3 separate regions of the Homo sapiens genome follow, and all the other regions are linked to region 1. Evidence: chromatin loops called from intact Hi-C (ENCODE). Cell type or tissue: heart right ventricle. All regions are shown on one strand.

Region 1 (8,000 bases):
AAAAGACATTATCCCTCACTGGGAACAAAACACTACTGCATTAATTTAGACAATAGGTTTTCATAGAATCACATGATCAGCAAGAAGTATATAATTATTCTTCAGCCACCTGAGAAATCTTTACCTATAGATTCATGCCCTCTATGGCCAAAATCTCCAAGAAGTGTTTCCTACTTTTATTATTCTTAGCCATATTGTTAAGAATGTTCTTTTGTTTAACTAATTTAAGCTGCTGTCTTCAGTGGAAATGGAGAACAATACATGAATTGCTTGCTTACTGATCTTTTGTTTAGTTGTGAAGGCTCACAAATTCACAATTAAGCCTTCTTTTCATCAGGTTAATAATAAATAAGTTGTCATTATAAACTACGTCTCATAACCATTTGCTGTATATTTGTCATTCTTCTTCTCTGAACACAATTAGACCACTGTATGATAGAATAGTTATTTGCCTTTGCTTTAACATGTTATCTAAAGATAAAAGTGCATTGCTTAAGATTGAGGTCATCATTTTAAGGTATGATTACATTCACATGCAAGCACTTTCCATTTTTTTCTTACTTTATAATTTTAAGATATAAAATGTAGTCACTGGGTTATTAAATATAATTACCTTGCCTTATATCTGAAAGCAGAATGCAAACATAAAGCTTTTTTGCTTTGGTAATTTCCATAATTTCACACATAGCATTAATAAGGCCCTGGGTGTAATTCAGATGTACAGATTGCACCCACAATACCTTAAACATAAGCTTTTCTCAGAGCAATCGTCACTGAAGCACCAATTCAGATAACAGAATTAGTCATTAACTCTTCAGGCAGCCTTTATATTTTCTTTATGTAGTATTTTCTATACTCGTCGTAATATTGTGCCATTTTTACTAGCTAGTTAAGATTTCACTGCATAAACACGAGCTGAATATATTCATGTCAAAGATAATCATTTCTTTAAAAGGTTTCTTTGTCAGGTATTCATTAAAGTACGTTTCACATCAAAATGATAGTCACTAATATAGAGCAAACATCTTATCCATTTGGCAGGTTTCAAAAAATTCAAATTTTATGAGTACTATATTAAATCCTCGGCCTATATTGTGTCTCCTTAATAGTATAAAGATCTGTTTTATGAATGCATACATTGGTGGGCATACAAAGCGGAATAACCTGTGTGTTATACACAAAGATAGGAGACCACAGTAGAGATGATGTTCATGTATGCACTGGAAACTGCCTATTGGAAATATCTGCTTGCACCAATGCTATACTTACTAAACCGTGCTTCCACTTTCTCAGTATTAATCTTCAGAAAGCCATTTTGTGATAAATTCCCTAAATAAAGGCTTCTCCCCAGCTGATGTTTACCACTCCACGCTGCATGAAGCACTGGCATTTTGCTTCAAGACAGGAGGTAACAGGAATAAAAACAGTGCCAGCTACATTTCCTCCGGATCAAATATGTGAATGTTGTGAGCATTGTAATGGGTAGCGTGGGTGACACAGAATTTCACAAAAGCACCCACACAAAGAGCAGCCCTTCAGAAGGCAAAGCAGATACCATTTTATCTCATTTTAAAGCAGCTCATAACCATCTCCAGGATTTCTATGGAAGCTTTCGGACACAAAGTTTTTTACCTAACCCGTTGGGATATGATGAATTTTTAGGAGGGCAGTTTGATTTCTAGATAGTGGGAAGGAAAATAGAAACGGGCAAGAATTGAGATCATAGCTGTACATATCTCCTTCTCTGAAGGAGTAAAATGAGAACAATAGCCTTTATGTATAGTGATATAGACACTGAGAGTCATTAAATTAATGCAAGTATAAAAATGAATCCCCAATCTTAGATTACTTCATAGGAGAGACCCATATCTACTCTGGGGGCTTGGTGGCTTTTGGGGGTGTCAAGCTATATGGGTAAGTCACAGACCCCAATCCATGTCTTTCTGTGGTGATGTGTGAGACCCTAACCAGGCACTGCTGCTGCAGAAGCCCCGCCTCCCAGTTGATCTCTTGGGACTCTGACTGGCCTGACTGTGAATATGTCAATCACAATTATGTATGCAGCTCTGTGGTTGGTTGTCTGATTTTAAGTGATCTTTGGCTTTATTTGGTTTTGTTTTTTGGCATGTGCGTGTGTGTGTGTGTGTGTGTGTGTGTGTGTCTTTGTGTGTGGCGGGGGGTTGTTGCTGTTGCTTTGTTTTTCTGGCAACATAAAGCATATATCTAAAGTGAGTGTTGGCTTTCAAAAATTGTAACCTGACATATCCCCCACTTTAGTGTCACTTCTTGGAATATTTTGGGGCGTATCTTTTAGAATTCCTGAGGCACATTATTTTCTATATCCTGACTACTATCAATCTTCATTATTTGAAAGGAGATTTAATTTTATTCTATTTTATTTTCTATTTTGTGTATGTATGTTTTGTAAAAATTGTGGTAAAATACACAATACACAAAATACAATATAAAATGTACCAATTTAACCATTTTAAAGTGCACAATTCAGAGGCATTTAGTACATTCACAATGTTGTGCAACCATCACCATGATTTAGTTCCTCAACATTTTCATCACCCCCAAAGAAAACCTCATACTCACTCATTAAGCAGTAGTCACTTCACAGTATCCCTCCTAGCCCCTGCTAACCACTGCTTTGCTTTCTACCTCTCTGGATTTGCCTATTTTTTATATTTATCATAAATGGAATTTACAACATGTGTCCTTCCGTGTCTGGTTTCTCTCACTTAGTGTCATGTTTTCAAGGCTCATCCATGTTGTATCTGTATTTATTTTAAAGCAATAGGAAATTATCTGGTGTCTAGTCTGGTCAATAAGCTGGATGTATACTGTTTGAAAAAAGTTTAAGTGATATTGCAAAGTAATGAGATTATTTATCCTATGAGACTCATGTCTTGAATATACAGATTCTATTTACACTAAAAAAAACCCCACACACAACAAATAAATGCTACAATACATTATTACCTACACTCTATGCATATTGCTTGATTACTGCCAAGTAGATTTTACAAGGTCTTCTTTGGAAGGGGAAAGGTTTGGCCAAAGGATGTTAGACTCAACATGTTATAGTAAAATTATGATACACTCCCTAATGAAAGAGGTGAAATATATGCAAATCAGATCTTGGGTGACTGTAAGGTAAAATATGTAAATTAGGCCTTTGTAGTCTGTGTTTGTAATGTCCCTCCCTTTTAATTGTCCACTCTTCTGTTCTCCCCTGAGAGTGAAATACCTGTTTAATAAAATAAATCATCCTAAAATATTTGTGAATTAATGAACTTAAAAATTAATAAGGACGTTCTTGCTTAATTCTACAAAATTAACTGACTTTTGATCAAGAAATGGAGAGAAATGTTCAGAGAAGGATCCTTCCTTGTCTCCTCAAATCATACCACATGGACCAGTGTGGTTCTCAAACTTCTATGTGCCTAAGAATCATCTTGATATTTGTAAAAAATAGTTTCCTAGGCCCCAGAGATTCTGATATGATATGGGTGAGGATCAGAAATTTATACTTCTAATAAATATCCTGGGTCAGTGGGTCTTATCCACTGGTGTGCATCAGAATTACCCTGAGGACTTGTTAAAACACAGATTGCTGGATCCCACTCCCAGAGTTTCTGTTACAGTAGGTCTGGAGTAGGGCCTGAGAATTTACCTAACAAGAACTCTGCTGATGTTGATGATGCTGGTTGAGGATCATGCTTTCACAACAACTGTCTTAGGTAATTCTAAAATAATTGTGCCTTGGCTACACTTGAAGACATATTGATAAACTAATCACACTTCTGCAAATCAGGTTAAGTCTATGTGGTAGCCTGCAATGAAGAAGCGTAGATTTTGACAATAGTAGAATGAAATAAAACTCTATTCCTAGCTGTGGAAGCATCAGTAATTTTCACAACCAATTGTAATAGGGCAGTATTTTAACGTAAGAAATCAGTTAAGTACCTAAAAACAATGCATCAAAAACAATATTTTCTTTTGACTTTCAGTTGTACCTGTGAAAGTTTGTAAATTATTGTTGTAGATTTAATTTAAAATAATATACCAAAAAACCCAACGACAACCGAAGCACTGAGAAAATCATTGTTTAATGGCTTCAATTAGAAAACTGATTCAGGGGTACAGCCTGCTGGAGGTTTCTGATATTGCAAAGGAGAAAATTGTTAAGGAAGTTTTATCACTTAATATCTTTTATTATAAACATTTCTTTTCATGTTTTTTACAAGCATGACATAATGGAAACATCGTGAACTTTAGAGGGTTCAAGATCTTCCTTTGCCTTGTGATCTTCCTTGCTATGTGACCTTGGGCAAACTACTCAAGCTTCAGGTTTTCAGTCTGTATAATGGGGTAACGTGAAAATTTCTACTCAGCAGAACTGCTTTGAGAATGAAAACATTTAAATTCCCAGAACAACAACACTGGACTAATTGCAGAACCTGTGTTCTTTACATACACATATACATATACATACATACATACATACATACACACACACACACAGACACACACCCCAACAAACAGAAAATTACTTTCTGACCATCCTTCTACACAAGTTGCCCAAACTGAATTCTGCATCAAAGCAACATTTATCAAGACATGCAGAGACTCCGTGTTAGTGCTTCTCTGCATGTTGACTTCTGATGGCTGTATGCTTTAGCAAATTAGAAAAGATTGGAATCTGGAAGAGTCACATAATTTTTGCAGGTATTAAAACTTATGTGAAGTTAACAATTAACTTATACGGTGAAAGCTGGGTGCAGTAGCACGTGCCTGTAATCCCAGTTACTGGGAAGACTGCATGAAGATCTCTTGAGTCCAGGAGTTTGAGGCCACAGTGAGCTATGATTGTGTGCCACTTCACTCCAGCCTGGGGAGAGAGACCCCTGTTTCTTACAAAAAAAAGAAAGAAAGAAAGAGAGAGAGAGAAAGAAAGCAAGCAAGCAGGGAGGGAGGGAGGAAGGAAGAAAGAAAGGAAAGAAGAAAGAAAAAGAAGAAGGAAAGAGAAAGAAAGAAAGAAAAAGAAAGAAGAGAGAGGGAGGGAGGGAGAGGGGAGGAAAGAAGGAAGGAAGGAAGGACGGAAGGAAGGAAGGAAGGGAAGGAAGGAAGAAAACAAGAAAACCTTAATGATGAAGTGAAACATCCCAGCTGAGTAACTTTCTGTAAGTAAAATTGTACATTTTTTTAAGTAAAATCTATACTCAGTGCCCAGAGTCAGTTCCTTGTGCTGGGAGAGGACACTTGTCAACTGGTTCCTACCTAAGATAAGCAACAGAAAGGAAGAGCACATTAATGCCAAAGCTCAAACTGTGGCGTCTCTGGCCCCCAACCATGCTAAGGAACTCACATCTTGAGGCCCTCAAATCACCCTGGCGATGTGTGGGGCATCCGTGGTGGTCTCATGGATGGCTGGCAACAGGTTCATTTGTGTTTTCACTATGGCCTCCTGTATCACAGAGATGTGATACAGTGATCTACATTGGGCCTGGGAATCTGCATTAAAATAAGCACTCTAGGAGATTCTGATAGGAATGAATGACGAAAGGCATATAAGGGTTGCACAATGTAGGAAAAATCATGCGTTGAGAGACCCAGCAAAGATTAGTTTTTCTGCTCCAGCTTGCTGCACTTATTGGAATGGAGTCAAGTAGTACATCTATACTCAGTGGGAACTCTGATTGAATATCAGTTATGATTGCCAGGAGACACTCTGATTCAAGCTAAGTGTGCCCTTAGGGTTCTGGTGTTGCAAACTCGGTGGTTTATTGGCCATTGCTGCAGTAAAAGACCATTATGAGGGTGAACTAATTCTGCCTTCTTATCTGCTGCCCACCATGAATCAAATCAGGTTGTTTAAGCTAGCCCAGGGTCCAGCACAGAGTGTTGCACAAAGAAGGTATTCAGTAAATATATATTGAACAGAATCCTTGTGGCACCACGATACCAGTTACATCAAAGGTTGGAGTTTAATTGAAAGATATATTTACTGGGCCCTGTATTGAGGACCAAGCAGCCCTTCCAAGCACTGGATGCCCATCTGCTGTAGCTTTTCTCCAGGTAACTCAGGAGTAGGAGTTTTAGGAAGTTTGAGTCCTAATGTGCCCCCCAAAAAACTAGCTGCATTTTCAGATTATAACTCTGGCTTACCACCATTTACTTATGGCAGCTTGTGAAAAATCACATTCTATTGATATTCTTAAAGTAGAGCTACACTGGCACTTGGGCAAGGTTGGGGTGAAGAGCAAAAAAAATTAGGATTCAATATATTGGATAATTATATGGGGATTAAGCAGGTTCTGTCATTGATGGTCATTAGTTTAGTGGCCAGGCGTTAAAGAATGGTGTTAGATCTCTCTCTCTCTCCTTTTTTTTTTTTTTTAACCTTGAGCAATACTGTTTAGCGTTCTTAAAGTGATATGGACTGACTTACCCAGGTTACATGATAGTTCCCTCTTAATCAATGAATATGGATTGCTTCACTTTTAATTGCTCTAAAATCTGTAGGAGACAGATGACAGTGCCTTGTCTTCCAGGGTCACAATAACAGAACTATTGACTACTAAGAATTAATGAAAAAAATAGTTTGATAAAAAAAGAATTGTTTTAATCTGTTAAAAATGGTTTGAGAAACTTTTTTTTTTGAGACAGAGTCTCACTCTGTTGCCAGGCTGGAGTGCAGTGGCACGACCTCGGCTCACTGCAACCTCCACCTCCCGGGTTCAAGCGATTCTCCTCCCTCAGCCTCCCAAGTAGCTGGGACTACAGGAGCATACCACGCCCAGCTAATTTTTGTAGTTTTAGTAGAGACAAGGTTTCACCATGTTGCCCAGGATGGTCTCAATCTCCTGACCTCATGGTCCGCCTGCCTCGGACCCCCAAAGTGCTGAGATTACAGGCATGAGCCACTGCACCTGGCCTTAAGAAACTTTTATAATATTCTCCTATTTACTATGAATTTTAAACCACATGCATTTTTCTGTCTACTTTAAGATAAATTATTGTTAAAGAAAAAATAAAATTACAGAGATGTTATTTATATTTACTTTTAAGAGAAAGTAGTCAGAGTCATGTGATCATAGGAATAGACATTTTCTATCTAGCCTAGCCTGAGAATTAGGTGATATGCCATATTCTTCCTGTGCCATCTAGTGGGAGACTCAAATGGTTTTATGTGAGTTTTGTATAGATTGTCATTAATTTTTTAAACTTTTCATTTGTAGCAAATCAACCAGATTAATAACTGGTATATATCAAATTAGAGGTGGAAACCAAAACTGAAACAGAGAAAACAAAGTACAAACTATGTCTTCTGTTACAAACAACTTTATGGCAGGGTGTGCTCAAGCTTCCAGCTCTCATCACTAATGATGCCAATGGAGAGTCCATGGATAAAATCTAGGCAATAACCAGTATTGGTAAATCATGATAGTATAATATGATGATGCATCTGATTTAATCAGCCAAGAACATCCTAAAGACAGTATTCCTAGATTTAAATAGAATAGAATGCCTTTCACATGCTGTTTCCTGTCTTTACACTTCCCTTCTCTGCATGATGAAATTTTGCTCATCTTTCAAGAGTCCTCAGGCCTTTGATAGCTGTATGCTTCAGTGAATTAGAAAAGATCATGTATCATCTCCTCTGTGAAACTTGTCTTTTTTCACAATCTGCCTGCATATAATACATAGATAAACAGACACAGACACACACACTGCAGCAGGTCTAAATGGTCCCTGCCTGTTGTTCCAGAGTACTTTGTGCGCATGCTTCTGTTACCACATTAACTCATATGATAGTTTTCACAGATTGAGCTGCTTGAGGACAAGGGTCATGTGTTCATCTTTGGGTTGTACACCACCTTGAATGAATGAAAGGACAAAAGTCTTTATAGAGTCATCACTGCTGCCCATTTCTCTGCCTCACTTGGTTGTAGAAGCCACTTACATCCAAGTTCCAATGACTGGGCTGCGGA
Region 2 (8,000 bases), 160 kb before region 1:
ATAGTCTCCAGGTATAAACATCTTAGGAAAAGTAGCACACTGCAACCTTAATACCTCTGGGTATATTTGGATCAGATCACGTTCTTCCTTGTCAGGAAACAAATGCAGACATCAGTAACACACTGGGTGCCCGAGAGGGAGGTGAAAGTAAGTGAAGAAAGAGGGATGAAACACTGCAGGAGCGGGAGCAGGGGAGCTAGTGATGTTGTCTGAAGGGCTGCCAGAGCCTACAGAGCAAGGAGTAATCAGAGTGCTCCCGGCAGCACTGAGCCTTCCCTTCTTTCTCAGAGAGGACTCCCAGTTGTCAGACCACTGTGCTACATGGGGAGCCTGGACTGTTCCAAATTCCTTACATCTTTTCCTGCCTCTGATTGTCCTCACATTGTCCATCTTCTTCTCTGAGTATCCATTCTGCTTGCAAAATGCCACCTTTTAAGTAAGTAACCTGCCTATTTTTGACCCTAGCATCAAAACTCCTATCCATCCACAGTATGTGAGTGGGAGTGGAAGGCGACAATAAGCCACACAGAGGGGCCTTGTGTAACTGCTTGGTGCTCAGAGGATCTGGACAGAAGCATCTGGGCAGCCTGCCACAGGAAACTTCACAGCAATGTCAATAGTCCTGACGAAAACGAACCTTGACTGCTGGGCAAACTGAGAGGGTGGAAGGACAGAAATGAGCATCACTTGAAATCTACTGATGCCGGAAAAGATATTGTAAAGCAAAATTTAAAATCAAAAAGTAGTTAATAAATTTTGGCCCCTTCTACTGTATGGGTCTGAAAGACAGCCATCACTGGTGGTTTGATACCTGGGGAAGGGGTGAGGGCAGCTTTGAGTGGAGATGATCAAGGCAGGTCTGGAGCCCACACTTGGGAGATGCTTGCATCTGCAAAATGAAGAAAGAACTGCAGTCTCAGAGAAAGTGGGCTCTGCTCTCCTCCCCTAAGGAACCAGAGCAGCAGATGGGTCTCAAGCAGCACTGGACCAGTTTGGCACCTGGTGGGCCAGTTTTCTGCAGCTAAACAAGGACCGGAACAAACAAACAGGGCATCAGATGTGGCCCAGATGCCAGTTCTGTCACTGGGTGTGAAAGCCCAGTGAACGTCACATTTTGAACTGCAAAAGCTCTGGGACTGCATAGGTCCCTGGAACAGGAGGATCCTTAAGAAGATATAAAGAGATACATGCTTGAATGATTAATAAGGAAAAGAGACTATTTGTGACATCAGATTAAAGCAGTTCAAGCCAGCTCTATATCTATAAATATATATAAAATCAATATTAACACATTCAATTTTTTTTGTAGCTAGTTGGGTGATAAGGCAACTCAGGATGGCATCTGAATCAGCATGGTCAAAGAATTTGGTGTGGTGGGGTATCTATGCCTTGAGGGTCTACCATGTGTCAGATGGTAGACCCTCAAGACATGTAGTTATACAGGCCAGATGACATTAAAGTGCTTGACACATACTTTTTAGCTCCCAGATTTTGTTGACCTCCTGGTTTTTGTTGCCCTCTGCAAACAAGTGGATAAAAACAATTTTGGGACAGATGACATTAAGTGCTTGACACATACTTTTTAGCTCGCAGTTTTTGTTGACCTCCTGGTTTTTGTTGCCCTCTGCAAACAAGTGCATAAATACATACAATTTGGTTTTCATTTTTATTTGTAAACTGCTTTTGAAGCAGGATCTTTGTTAAGTAACATTTATTTTTTTCCTGATTTTCAAAGTAATGCATGTTTATTGTTGAGTTTTTTTTTTTTGTTTTTTGTTTTTGTTTTTTGACGGAGTCTCACTCTGTCACCTAGGCTGGAGTGCAGTGGCACGATCTCAGCTTACTGCAACCTCAGCCTCCCGGGTTCAAGTGATTCTCCTGCTTCAGCCTCCTGAGGAGCTGGGACTACAGGTGCATGCCACCATGCCCAGCTAATTTTTTGTATTTTTAGTAGAGACGTGGCTTCACCATGTTAGCCAGAATGGTCTCGATCTCCTGACCTCATGATCTGCCCACCTCGGCCTCCCAAAGTGCTAGGATTACAGTCGTGAGCCACTGTGCCTGGCCAAAATTTTTGAAAATTGAAAAAAAGCATAAAGAAGAAAATAAAAACTATCTATAATACCATCACCCAGAGATAATTACTGCTAACATTTAGTAAATTTCCTTCCATGTTTATTTAGGTAGAGAGATTACAGGTTGTTTTGCTCTGTTCTATTTTTACCCATAACATTATGAGCATTTCTCAATATTATTAAATATTAATTGAATATATTCCATCATATAGATATCTTATTTAACTAATACATTATTTTTTATTTTTTTCCATTTCACAAATAATGTTGTAATAAAAATGTATAAACTTAGCATAATATCTTAGAAGTGAATTTGTTGGCTGAAATCATATGGACATGTTGCAACTCTTGGTTCGACTTGCCAAACTACTGTTCTAAAGGTTGTTTATTTTTTTTACCAGCAATGATGAGCCCCTAACCTCTGCAACACTGTGATTATTTGGAACAGTTTATTTAAGGAATATAATTTATAGTTGGAAAAAACCCTTATTCTGCCACTATGAGAAACTTATAGTAAGGAATGAAAATACAATAATAGATAGAAAACTTTAAAGTTTTTGACTACCACATATTATTGCCAGTCCTGGGTAAGCTGAGTCATGATGTATAAGTCCAGGTACACGACAATATAATTCAAACTGTAAAGATGTAACTTTGCAGTTATATGCAAACGGAACTATGTTTATCTGTATTTCAGTAGTTTAAAAGTCTCTCATTGTAGGATATATGCATTGTCCTTTCAAAGTATCCGCTCCTAGAAGGCAGTGTTGAGTAATTTGTTGTGGTAATTTGTTGTGACAATTCGCCAACTCATCAATATTAACACATTCAATTTTTTTTTTTTTTTTTTTTTTTTTTTTTTTTTTTTTTTTTTTTTAGCTAGATGGGTGATATGGCAACTCAGGATTCTACCTGAATCAGCATAGTAAAGTATTTGGTGTGCTGGGGTAGTTTTTGAACCCATTCTGCTTTTCTTTCCTTTTCCTGACACTTACCTCTTGCAATCCAAGCGAAGAGAGAAGACTGGCTGCTGTTTCTCTGCCCCTTTTCCCTGCAGATCTGTCCCAACTACTCCATCCCAACACTCCCATCTGTCCCACGTCAAGAGGCTGGTTTAGAGGAGTTTATGTGAGGATGATCTCTTCTTTGCCCCCTCTGCCTTTTCTTTCCATTTTTTTTAGGGGAGCCCTGTACTTGGTACTTTTTCTTTGGCTTTTCACTTCTCCCAAAATAGTTATATCTACTTTAGTTACTTGTCATAAGTACAGACACATCTTCTGTAATCTCCATCCTCTTTCCCCACTTCCTTCCAATTCTTGCCCATTTGCTTCAAGAAGGGCTCTCTTCCTTAACATGCTCTCTTCCTATTTCCTTGCTCCTTTCATGAAAAAGCCAACATCTTGGCTGACAAGTCACACACCTTTGTCAAGGAAACAAACAAAATCCTCCATCCACCCTCATGATGGAGGGTACTCCAGCTGCTGGGTCCTTTGGCTGCAGTGTAGACCTAGAGGAAGAGAGAAGCCCAGAGACTGAGCTGGGAGAGTGGGCACAGACTTGACATTCATCTCAGCAAACAGGGTGGAGAAGGGTAAAGCCAAAGCTGGGACTGTGAGGAACAGGGTGGCCAAGAATGCAGTGTGCAGTGGAAGACGGTTTGAATACATTCCAGAGATGGGGAGCAGAGCACTTTAACCTACTCTCCACCCTGGCTTGTGTTGTTAACAGACAATTATTAATGGCCAGGAATGAGTGGACCGTAGCCAGTGTGGCTGACACCTAAAACAGTGTTACAGATCAGTTAACTATACAAGTCCTGCACAGTGGATGCTGGGAGAAAAGGGAAGGAGTGGGAAGAGAAGATAGAGTTGCGGAGTTTTAACCACTGTTGCCAAAGATAGGGGATAGAAGAGAAAGAAAAACAAGGCTCTAATCCTTAAAAAATTTCCCGAAATTCTCTTAAGAAAGTCTTTTCAAAAGTTTCCATTTACATTTCTTCTGTCTTAAACACAAATTTTAACCACAATTACTATTCAGTCAATTAAATGTTTGGTTGTACTTACTGCCTAATATACTTTTCTGCTCTTTCTATAAGCAATGTGTAGTATAAATTTGCTTATCTGTAGAAGTCAATTGGATTAGATGATTTCTAGGATCCCACCTAATCCCCCCAAAGTCTGTAACACTTGTATTTTCACTTGTATTTTATAAGCACTGGTAGCTCATCCTGGGAACCTAACCATCTCGGGTTTTTTTTTTGTTGTTGTTGTTGTTTTATTCTTACAACAGAGATTGCATTATAAGTTCAAAATAACCAACTTATAAAGAAATAAGCAATTGGAAACTAAACTAGTTGTATGATGAATTTCTGCAAGGTATTTGAATATATTTTGAATATACAAAAGAGGATGAACTAGGTAAACTTTATAATCCTTTATACCTTAAAATTCTATAGTATCTTGTAATAAAATACAATGGATAAAGGTTTGCTTATTTTTCAGAAGAGCAGCTACTTTTAAAGTCGTGGCTCTTGAAATTATGAGTTATTATATATTCCTATTAACTTGTCTTTAAGAAACTTGTTTATAATCTCTATATATTTAAAAATACTCAAATTTCCATGCATTTAAAAGTTTATTTAGTCTACAATACACTTCCAAAGCTTTGAATTTCATATCGCAAAATAAGGGAAATTTTAATTATATTTCTGGTAATATGAATATTCTACATGACTCAGTTAATTGTAGGGCTACCACCACACAGAGTGGAAAATTTGTTAAGTATAGAATTGTTCTGAGGCAATAATAGACGAGAATTATATTATACCTTAGATCTTGTAGGTCATAAGCCATAATGTTATTCTTCCTCTCCTCTAAGAACATTTTAAATCTATTCTTTTGTTTGGAATTACTGAAGCATTTTAAAGTAAGAAATCTTTCCGAAAATAATAAATTAATGCTCTTTTAGTGAAATTTTCATTCAAATGTCAAAATCACTACCAACTTCTTACATTTTTTTTTTTTCACTGAAAACTTTTTTTTAGTTTCACAAAGTGGAAATGGTTAAGGTTTTTTTTTTTTTTTTTTTTTTGGGTCAAAAGAATCCCTTATTTTTGCAAATGCTAAAATAATGCACTAATCATTGAGCAGTTTTAATAACAATTTCTTAAAACCCCTTTTAAACATATATTCACTGAATTCAAGAGAAGTATAACACATAGTTGCTCCTTCCAAGGGGGCTTACTGTATACTTAGGATGAACATAATTAAGTAACTAAAGATGCATAAATAACTATAAGCCTTCCATGTGGTACCAAAGAGAAGTGGAATGGGAGTTAGGGAAAGCAGAAGCTACTGAGGGAAGTGGAGCTCACAGTGATCTTCAAGGAAGTTAAACTGGAGTTTTAAAGATGGGAGAAACACTTGTGTCAGTGTTTCTGAAACCTCCAGCACTGACTTGGCTGCTTAGAGCTATCTGTTTAATGGTCCAGACATGGGCTGTGGGACAGAGATCTTGGCCTCAAAGCCTGGCTCTCCCATGTTACCTAAACAGGTAATTTTAGTACCCCATATTTCAGTTTCCTCAGTTCTACCAGAGAATGAAGTGAATAATAGTGCATACTTTATAGCGCTGTTGCGAGGATCAGATGAATTAATACTGATAAAGTGCTACCAGCACTTATTAGGTACTCGATACATGTTAGTTATTATTTTCTTGCACCACTAAAATAGCATTTATCCTTGGGAGGTGAGCTTCAGCCCAGGAGTTCGAGACCAGTCTGGCCAACATGGTGAAATCCTGTTTCTATAAAAAATAGAAAAATTAGCCGGGCATGGTGGCACGCCTATAGTTTCAGCTGCTTAGTAGACTGAGGTGGGAAGATGACTGGAGCCTGGGAGGTTGAGGCTGCAGTGAAAGCCATGATTGTGCCACTGTACTCCAGCCTGGGTGACAGAGTGAGACCCTGTCTCAAAAACAAAAACAACAAAAAAGAGAGTTTACTTAATAGTCCTCATTTTAAAATTAAGGGTCTTTGCTCAAGGAAATGTATTTAAAAGGTATTTTGAGATCGTTATTCTAAATGCATAATGAATCTCATTTGCCTCAATGGAAGATAACCATAAAAACAAATACAAGGAAAACAGTGCTATTAAATTCTAGCTATATACTGAGGCCTGCCAAGGCTCTGAGCTGAAGCCTGTTTCCTCATTGTAAAAAAAAAACAAAAAACAGAATTCAGCAAGTATTAGAAGGATTACAGACATACTGGCACCAATTTAAATTTCCTCCTTCGAAGGACTGAAAGAATTGAAAAGGGAATAGCTTGTTCAGTATGTGGTTTACTGCTATTTAATGCCAACGTGCATCTTCCATCTCGAATCATCTCAGCATGCTTCTGTACTTTGACAGAGCCATCAGAAGACAATGTGAAGGAGCAGTGTTCATTTACCATTGACTGGTCTTGTGTTCAAAGGTGTGTCATATATACTGACTGTATATTGTCAGTGGCATACATTATATTCTATTTTCCATGAATTACAACTTCCATTCAGAAGCACAAAAAAAATTATTCTCTTTCTCTAATTTTTAAACCTGAGAGCAGCCATAAAAAAGAACAGGTTCATGTCTTTCGTGGGAACGTGGATGGAGCTGGAGGCTGTTGTTATCCTTAGCAAACTAACACAGGAACAGAAAATCAAATACCTCATGCTCTCACTTACAAGTGGGAGCTAAATGATAAGAACTCATGGACACGAAGAAGGAAACAACAGACAGCGCGGTCTACTTGAGGGTGAGGGGTGGGAGGACGGAGAGAGGCAGAAAAGACAACTATTGGGTAGTGGGCTTAATACCTGGGTTATGAATTAATCTGTACAATGAACCCCAGTGACACAAGTTTACCTATGTAACAAACCACATGTGCCCCAGAACCTAAAATAAAAGTTAAAAAAAACACACACACACAACTTGAGAGAGGAAATCTGGTTTTCTGAGAGGGGAAATAAACCTGGTGATTTGGCTGTATACTGTGACACACTCTACAACACGGATTAAAATTATGAACACGCCTGTAAAATAAGCTTCTCCCAAATCTACTCCTAACAGGTAAAAACAAAAACTAAGTCAAGAAGGCTTTCAAATTTTTTAAAAAGTGTTTTCAAAATTTAAAACCATACAAGTGATATTTATTTAAGACATCAGAAGTAGCTCTGTCTTGCCCTTACTTTTATATATAAGGAATAAGCCTGGGATGATATTTGCAAGAGATAGAGTTAAGAATAAACACATGAATAATAAATAAAAAAACAGAATTTGATATATTTCTCATACCACTTTCCAAATGGTGTTAAAAATTCAGAATCTGGTGTATTTATTAACCCTTTGTAATTTATTTAAAAATAAATTTTGTGCCTAAAAATCTAATATGAATTACTTTAGGAACATTCTAAAATTACTTCACAATTTACACACTGCTTCAAAACATATTCTAACTCTTAATATTTTATTGAAAATGTTATATATTTAATCAGAAGTAGGCATCACATATTTTAGACACTTCTATTAGGAAATACAATTCATACTAATAACATCTACAAAATACAAAATTCTGCTAGTTCATATTTTCCATTTCATTTATTCAGCAAATATTTATTAAGTGACTAGTATGCGTCAGCCAATGTTCTAGCCACTGAATATACAGCAGTGAATAAAAAATTCTGCCTCTTGGAAATTACACTCATGTCCTTTAGGCTCTTAATGAAATGTAACATGAAATGTGATTTTCCATGTATAAGAAAATTATTTTTATTTTACTATTTGCATTCGACGAAGTATTACAAAAATAATATAGTCTCATTCCTTAGTAGTTTTTATATTCATCTTTTAGAGTGCATGAAAAGACAATCAAAACTATAAACAGAGACA
Region 3 (8,000 bases), 260 kb before region 1:
TATCACCCATACTGGAGTACAGTGGCACGATCATGGGTCACTGCAGCCTCAACCCCCCAGGCTCAAATGATCCTCCCGCCTCAGCCTCCTGAGTAGCTGGGACTACAGACGCATGCCACCAAGCCCAGATAATATATTTTACTTTATGTTTGGTAGAGATAGGGTCTCACTATGTTACACAGGCTCCTTGAGTTACTCCTGTGCTCAAGCAATCCTCCTGCCTTGGCCTCCCAACTTGCTGGGATTACAGGCATGAGCCAGCATGCATACCCAGCATGCATGATCTTTAAATGTTGTTGAATTCAGTTTGATAGTATTTTGTTGAGCATTTTTGGGTTTGAGGTTTATTAGGGATATTGGCCTGTAGTTTTCATTTTTGTGTGTGGGTCCTTATCTGGTTTTGGTGTCAAGGTAATGGTGGCCTCTTAGAATGAGTTTAGATGTATTCCCTCCTCAATTTTTAAAAAGAGTTTGAGTAGAATTGGTATTAGTTTTTCTTTCAATGTTTGGTAGAATTCAGCAGTGAATCCATTAGATCCTGGGCCTTTCTTTGATGGGAGATTTTTTATTATGGCTTCACTCTCATTATTCATCATTGGTTTGGTGAGGTTTTTAATTTCTTCAATCTTGGCATGTTTTATGTATCCAGGAATTTTTCCATTTCTTCTAGGTTTTCTGATTTGTTGGTGAATACTCATTCACATTAGTCTCTAATGATTCCTTGTATTTCTGTGGTCTCAGTTGTTATGTCTCCTTTTCATTTCTGATTTTATTTATTTGGGTCTTCTCTTCTGAATTAGTCTGGCTAAAAGTTTGTCGATTTTATCTTTTCAAAAAAACAATTTCATTTTATATATATGTGTATATATATATATATTTGGTCTCCATTTTATTTAGTTCTGCTCTGATATTTACTACTTCTGTTCTTCTACTAATTTGGGGTTTGGTTTGTTCTTGTTTTTCTAGTTCCTTCTAGTTCCTTTCTAGTTCCTTCAGGGGCATTGTTAGGTTATTTGAAGTCTTTCTACTTTTTGATATAGATGTTTATTGCTATAAACTTTCCTCTTACTACTGTTATTGCTGTATCCTATAGATTTTGGTATGTTGTATTTGTACTTTCATTTGTTTCAAGAAATTCTTACATTTCTTTCTTAATTTCTTGTTTCATTAATTTCTTCATTTGTTCATTTCTTAATTGGTCATTTGGAAGCAAGTTGTTTAATTTTAACAGGTTGATGTAACTATTATTGTTTTTCATAGATATGTCTTTTGGGCTTCATATTAAAGCTGTTAGTAGATTGCACACCACAGTTACAGTATTAGAGTATTCTGGGTTTGCCCACATACTTAATTTTACCACTGGGTTTTAAACTTTCAAATATTTTCTATTTGCAACTTAGTGTTTTTACCTCTCAGATTGAAGAACTCCCTTTAGCATTTCCTGTAAGATGGGGCTGGTGCTGAATTCTGTGAACATTTTTCTGGGAAGGATTTTATCTCTTCTCTATATTTGAAAGATAGCTTTGCAGAATACAGTATTCTTGGATAGCAGTTTTTTTTTTTCTTTTTCTAACAGCACTTTGAAAATGTCCCATTTCCTCCTGGCCTGTATGGTTTTTGTTGAGAAGTCTGTTGCCAGAAAAATTGGAGCTCCTTCATATGTTATTTGTTTCTTTTTGCTGCTTTTGGGATCCTCTCTTTGTCGTCTGAGTTTGATTATTACATGCCTTGGGGTAGTCTTACTAAGGTTAAATCTGTTTGGTGTTCTCTGACCTTCCTGTACCTGGATATTTATCTCTTTCTGTTTTGGAAATTTTTCTGTTATTATTTCTCTGAATAAGCTTTCTACCTCTTGCTCTTGCCCAACTCCCTCTTGAACACACATAATTCTTAGATTTGTTTTGTGTTTTTGAGGTGGAGTCTTGCTCTGTTGCCCAGGCTTGAGTGCAGTGGTGCAATCTTGGCTCACTGCAACCTCTGCCTCCCAGGTTCAAGCAATTCTTTTGCCTCAGCCTCCCTAGTAGCTGGGACTACAGGAGTGCACCACCACACCCAGCTGAGTTTTGTATTTTTGGTAGAGACAAAATTTCGCCATGTTGGCCCGGCTAGTCTTGAACTCCTGACCTCAAGTGATCTGCCCACCTTGGCCTCCCAAAGTGCTGGGATTACAGGTGTGAGCCACTGTGTCCAGCCCTGAGATTTGATTTTTGAGGTAACTTTCTATATCTTGTAGGTGATCTTCCTTTTCATTGTTTTTTTACTTTTTTTTTTCTTCTGGCTGTGTCTTTTTAAATAGCCTGTCTTCAGGCTCACTGATTCTTTCCTCTGCTGAATCTATTCTGCTGTTGAGAACCACTAATGAATTTTTCAGTTTAGCAAATGTGTTTCTCAGTTCTAAGATTTCTATTTGATTTTTAAAATTATTTTAATCTCTGTTAAATTTCTCTGATAAATTTCTGAATTGCTATTCTGTGTTATCTTAGAGATCACTAAGTTTCCCTAAATCTGCTGTTTTGAATTCTTGGTCAGAAAGTTCACATAGCACTGTTTTTGTAGGTTTAGTCACTGGTTCTTTGCTTTGTGTGTCTGGAGAGGTCATGGTTCCCTGTTTACTATAGTTTCTTGTGAATCTATATCTATGTCTTTGTAATGAAGAATTAGTTACTTATTCCAGTCTTCTCTATCTGGCTTGTTTGGGTTTTTACTGTACATGTTTGCTCAGATTCTTTGTAATTTATTTATTGATAGTCTTCCCTCCACCCGTGACTAGGCTGCTATCTTCTTTTCAGCCCTGGATGGTGCCTTAAGCCCAGTTTGCCTGGCACTAATAAATAACCAGAGTGCCACCTGTCCCAAATGAGGGAGGTCCCAAAGTGGGTAGCCTGCTACTGTGAAAAGGCTGGCTAGGAGTTTGTGCCCAGGGTACCTGTGGAACAAACCTCCGACAGCACAGTGCTGATGAACAGTCACTCTCATTTGATATCTCTTTTGGCCAAGTCACTGAGCAGAGTTTTTAGGTGGGATGGTTGTCCTCTCTTTTTGCCCCTGTCTCTGGCTGTTCTCAAGGATATTTCTCCCTGGCTCACAGTTTTTACACTGGAAAAGTGAGATTGAGGTGGACAATCAGCTTTCTCACCATCTTGGGTTCCCTGGCAGGAGTCCTGTTCCTGCCTCAACCCTTGGGAAGCATCAGCAGTGCCTGAAATACCACACACTTGGTGACAGGCAGATTGAGGAGAGGTGCATTGTAAATATGTAAGTTCAATTCTCTTACCACCTGCTTGTAATTTTTTCACTTCTCTGTGGCTTCAGGAACTGTCTCATCCTCCTATTGGAGTTCAGGAATTTTGCTGGTGATAATGTTAGGGGCTGTATATTTGTTTTTGGGTTTCTGTAGAAAAAAAGTGAAGCCAGCTTGCTTATAACCCACCATTTTGGAACCAGAAGTCTCATAAATTCTTTAATTCCATTAGACTATTTCCATGTGATGTGAAAAAGATGACAATTCAATTTTCAGCCTCTGCTTTTTTATTTCTATGGTTCTTGCTCTTTATAACTAATTAATTTTCAGTAACTGTCATGGGCTATAATCAGTCACTATGAATCAGAAGTAAAATTCAGCTCATGTGAGAAATTATTTAGGAGCTTTCACTTAGCTTTTAGGTAGAACATTTAATTAAGTTAAAAGAAAATGGCAAAGTTCTACTACTTTAGGTTCTTTGATAAAGAAAAATTTAGTCTGTTACTGCAATAATACCAGCCAATGCCATAAAGATTACAGAGGCTATGTGTCATCATTTCTTTCTTTCAAAAATCCCCAGTTTTAGAATTTTACTCATTAAAAGACAGAGTATCTGAGACTTCTCCATAAAAGAATAAAAATAGAAGTTGATTTGTTGTATCACGTTTTTCTTAGCATATTTCATTTAGAAAATATTTTGAAATTGACTTGCCATATACTAGTTCAGTAATTTTAATAAGTCATGTCAAAACTAATAAATAGGTTATTTCAATAAAAATAAATGATATTGTATAGGATTAGAATAAATATAATTTATTAAGAAAAAGGTAATATGTCCTCTATAATAAATTGCTAAAGCTCTTGGTAAAAAAAAATTGGTTAAATTCCTGTAAGTTGAGAGATGTGGAATTTTTTTAAGTTGTGATTCTCAAATTTTGGTGTGAATGAGAGTCCCATCTCTAAAGATTCTTATTCAGTAGGTCTGATATATAGCTTGGGGATTTACATTTATGATTCTGAAGCAAATATTCTTTTGACTATACTGTATTAGTGGTGAGAAAAAATACTCAAAAGTGATTGGTGATTACTGAATCATGGCTGGAAAATAGTATTAATGGGAAAAATAGTATAATCAGTTAATCTGAAAAAAGCAAAGTTGAACAAATACAGTGCATCTAAGAGTACATTTAAGGTAACTAAGATACAGGAAACTGGTCACCAGTTATTTATTATTTTTTTAAAAAGTAGCCAGGTGTGGTGGTTCATGCCTGTAATACCAGCACTTTGGGAGGCCATGGCAGGAGGATCACTTGAGCTCAGGAATTCTAGACTAGCCTAGTCACCATAGTGAGACACTGTCTCTACCCCCGCAAAAAAAAAAAAAAAAAAAAAAATTAGCTGGGTGTAGTGGCACACACCTGTAGTCCCAGCTACTCAGGAGGCTGATGTAGGAGGATCACTTGAGCCAGGAGTTCAAGCCACAGTGAGCTATGATTACGCCACTGCATTCCAATCTGGGCAACAAATCAAGACCCTGTCTCAAAAGTAAGTAAATAAATAAAACAAAAAAGTAAGAAAAAAAAAGATTTATTTTTCAGTTAGTAGGTTTAGGATTACACTATAAATAAAATTTCCCAGCATTGGGACTCTAGTTTGTCTCTTGCTTTGACACCATCCGATCTCACCAACTCCACTTCACTTGATTCCTAAGGAGCCTCTGCCAAAGTTTTCTTTGCAACTAACACACCATTAGGAAACATTTTTTTCAATCAGCCATTCTCTACTATCTAGCGTTCTCTTTTTTCCCCCCACTGGGGTAATTTCTTTTAAGATGATTTACAGTGAGAGAAGATGAGTTATATTTCAAAGTTTATTTTCTTTCAAGGAAACCTACAAACAGCAGATATCCGTTTAGTTTAAGTTACTTAACTGCCTTTCTTAGTCGTTTTTTGATAATGAAAGAGATTTATGTATGATTCAGGAACCTTTCAATTCAGTTAAGACATCGGGATTGTCTCTTCTAGCTTTCAGTTCTTGATCATGCACTTCAGAATATCCCCAGCAATCACAATCTATGCAGAAAATTCTTCAATCTATTTTCTTTCATGTGTTTTTGGAAAGAACTCAAATATTTTTAAAAAGGGGTGGGTGGAGGTTGGGGAACAGAGATATAACAGTGTCTCAGATTTTGTTCTGCTTCTATGTTCTCTCTCTCTCTTTCCCTCTCCCTCTCTTTCTTTTTCTTTTTTAAAGTCAGTTCTCCAGAGCCTCTGTTTTCATTATTGCTGTCTCTTTGTACTCCGTATCTGGCTACATTCAAGTATGTTACAGAGTTTTTATACAGATCTTTCACTCCCTATTTTTCTAGCACATTATTGCTGGTCATAGGAGTGGAATGTCAAAGAAAACGCAACCCAGTGTGGGAAAGAAATTTATAATCTAGATACTCCTAGTATTTTATTTTACAAAGAAAATTGACATAATAGAATCTATTTGTTCTACACTGTTTCTATAACAAAATCACAATTTCTAGATTAGTCATGTTTCAAAAGAAACCGTGGAAAGTGGAATGTATAAATAATTCAACAAATACACAGTCAGCCCCTCCATATCTGTGTGTTCCGCATCCATGGCCTTACTCAACCACAGACAGAAAATTTTTTTTTTTAAAAAAGAAAAGATGGCTGCATCTATACTGAACACATACAGACTGTTTTCCCTTGTTAGTCCCTAAACAATACAGTATAACAACAATTTGCTTGGGATTTACATTGTATTAGGTATTATAAGTAAACTAGAGCTAATCTAAAGTGTATGGGAAGATGAATGTAGGCTATATACAAGTACTTACTGCAACATTTTATATCAGAGATTTGACTGTCTCTGGATTTTTGTATCATGGGAGGTCCTGGAATAAGTCTCCCACAGATACTGAGGGACGACTATACTTCTAAGTTTTGCTAATGTCGTTAATCATATTTTGCCAATAAAGTCCATCTACCTGAAATTAGATATATTTTTGCTTACACTATGCAAAGTCTCTAACGTTAGATGAAAATGAATAATTATTATTATTTGGTACATTTCAGTTACTTCCCCTACCCCCACCCCCATTTTATTACATCTGTTTACTGTGATTTATAGGTCCTGTCCTTAGCAATAGAGTCAAGAAATCTACCTGTATTGTTGAGGTATATATTAGCTAGGATATTTCCAACTACAAGTAACAAAATGTATAACTAAAAGTGTCTTAAACAAAACATTTATTATGTTGTGTGCACGGAAGTCTCAAAGCCAGTTGATTCAGTAGCTTAAGCATGCTCCCAAGGACCCAGGCTGTTTTCAGCTTCTTTCCACCACTCTCCACTTGTTGGACTTTGTCCTTAAGCTTTTGCCTTCATAATTGAAAAAGGCCGTCCTTGCTGCTGACACTGGGTTCTCACACAATCACAACCAAATATAGGGAGGACTATCTCCCTTTTCATCTCTTGAATGGGGAAGAAAAGACTTTCTTGAAAGCTCTCATCTTCACCTTCTCGTCAGACTCCTCAGACTTTCTGGTCCCATGTATTTTGGTAGCCTATACCCTTGCTAAAAGCGGTGGAGCGAGTGTCTGGTATTTTTAAACTTTATAGTGGGAAGTGGTTTCATAGAAGACAAAAACTGGAATAGTAATAGGCAGTGGAGAAAATCACTATGGTGATATTTTTGACAGCTCCCCAGAGCCTTCATAAATGTGTGAAAATGGTAATCTGAAACTTTATGGTGACTTAATAAATGAGTTTTATTCATTATTCTAAACTTTGACAAATGTATTTTCTATTTTGAAATATACACACTGACTCAAAATGGGAGTTGCTTCTGCACCAATTATGTATTTTTCCCCTATTAATCCTGTTGAGTAGATTGAGATAACATCTTTATTTTAAATCATTCAATTTCCTAAATAGCAAAATTGCAAATACTTTTTATTCTTTTGTTTTTGAGATGGAGTTTTGCTCTGTCACCCAGGCTGGAGTGCAGTGGTGCCATCTTGGCTCACTGCAACCTCCACCTCCTGGGTTCAAGCGATTCTCGTGCTTCAACCTCCTGAGTAGCTGGGACTACAGGTGCACTGCACCACACCCAGCTAATTTTTTTTCTTTTTGTATTTTTTAGTAGTGATGGGGTTTCATCATGTTGGCCAGGCTAGTCTCAAACTCCTGACCTCAGGTGATCCGCCCACCTTGGCCTCCCAAAGTGCTGGGATTACAGGTGTGAGCCACCGTGCCCATCCACAAATACTTCTTATTCTTATAATAAAATAAGAAAAATTCGATAAAGGAGGATGGGTTATCATGAGGAAAGTAAGGAAAAGATAATAGGAATGGCAGAAAAAGAAAGAGGAGATAAAAAAGGAGAGGTGGGGTGGAAAGAGCAGTGACTAATCCAGATGGTCCAGTGTGAGAAAGCTGGGTTAACTAGGTCACTTGCCACTTGGAATGACAGGCAGGATAAGCCATTAAGACAGTGGAGCAAATAGAAGGAAAGAGGGAGGATGTAGACTCCTTTTTCAGGCATGCATTCTGCAGGTTAGAATTTGTCTCTCCTAACCACATTGTGGTTGTGTCCCTGGAACTACATGTTCATATATCTTGGCATTAGGATTCTGATGGCACTCCTTTTTTTTTTCTTTTCACTTAAAGATAATTTGCCTAACACTAATGTTTAAAACAATCCATTTAAAATTTAAGCCTCTTAACTTATTTCAGCAATAATT

Evidence for each region. Hi-C counts contacts between places; a loop is a spot of excess contacts. Peaks named below come from ENCODE experiments on the same cell type or tissue, not always from the same donor. Only the 100,000 strongest peaks of a DNase experiment are listed, where the experiment ranks them.
Region 2: it touches region 1 in a loop (3-fold over the local background); 11 of 110 quality-filtered maps call a loop at or near these places.
Region 3: a loop joins it to region 1, with 2.7 times the contacts of the local background. A loop is called at or near these places in 10 of 110 quality-filtered maps.

What each region holds. Positions count from the first base shown.
Region 1 is chr2:190,800,258-190,808,257 of GRCh38, forward strand. No RefSeq gene overlaps it. Among named protein-coding and RNA genes, the nearest start is that of GLS, 77 kb to the right of the region's middle. In heart right ventricle, a CTCF peak has its summit at 4,158; no DNase peak of the experiment used is centred here.
Region 2 is chr2:190,637,881-190,645,880 of GRCh38, forward strand. NEMP2-DT (NEMP2 divergent transcript) reads left to right here. Exons shown (of 5, transcript NR_183903.1): 5 at 466-1,648. It also overlaps a transcript of NEMP2 not described here. Among named protein-coding and RNA genes, the nearest start is that of NAB1, 7.2 kb to the right of the region's middle. RefSeq lists an enhancer at 1-37. In heart right ventricle, no CTCF peak of the experiment used is centred here; a DNase peak (open chromatin) is centred at 557; H3K4me3 peaks cover 9 bases; H3K27ac peaks cover 5,371 bases.
Region 3 is chr2:190,540,319-190,548,318 of GRCh38, forward strand. All of the region lies in intron 1 of NEMP2-DT (NEMP2 divergent transcript), which reads left to right. It also overlaps a transcript of NEMP2 not described here. Among named protein-coding and RNA genes, the nearest start is that of NEMP2-DT, 9.5 kb to the left of the region's middle. In heart right ventricle, no CTCF peak of the experiment used is centred here; no DNase peak of the experiment used is centred here; H3K4me3 peaks cover 783 bases; H3K27ac peaks cover 1,301 bases.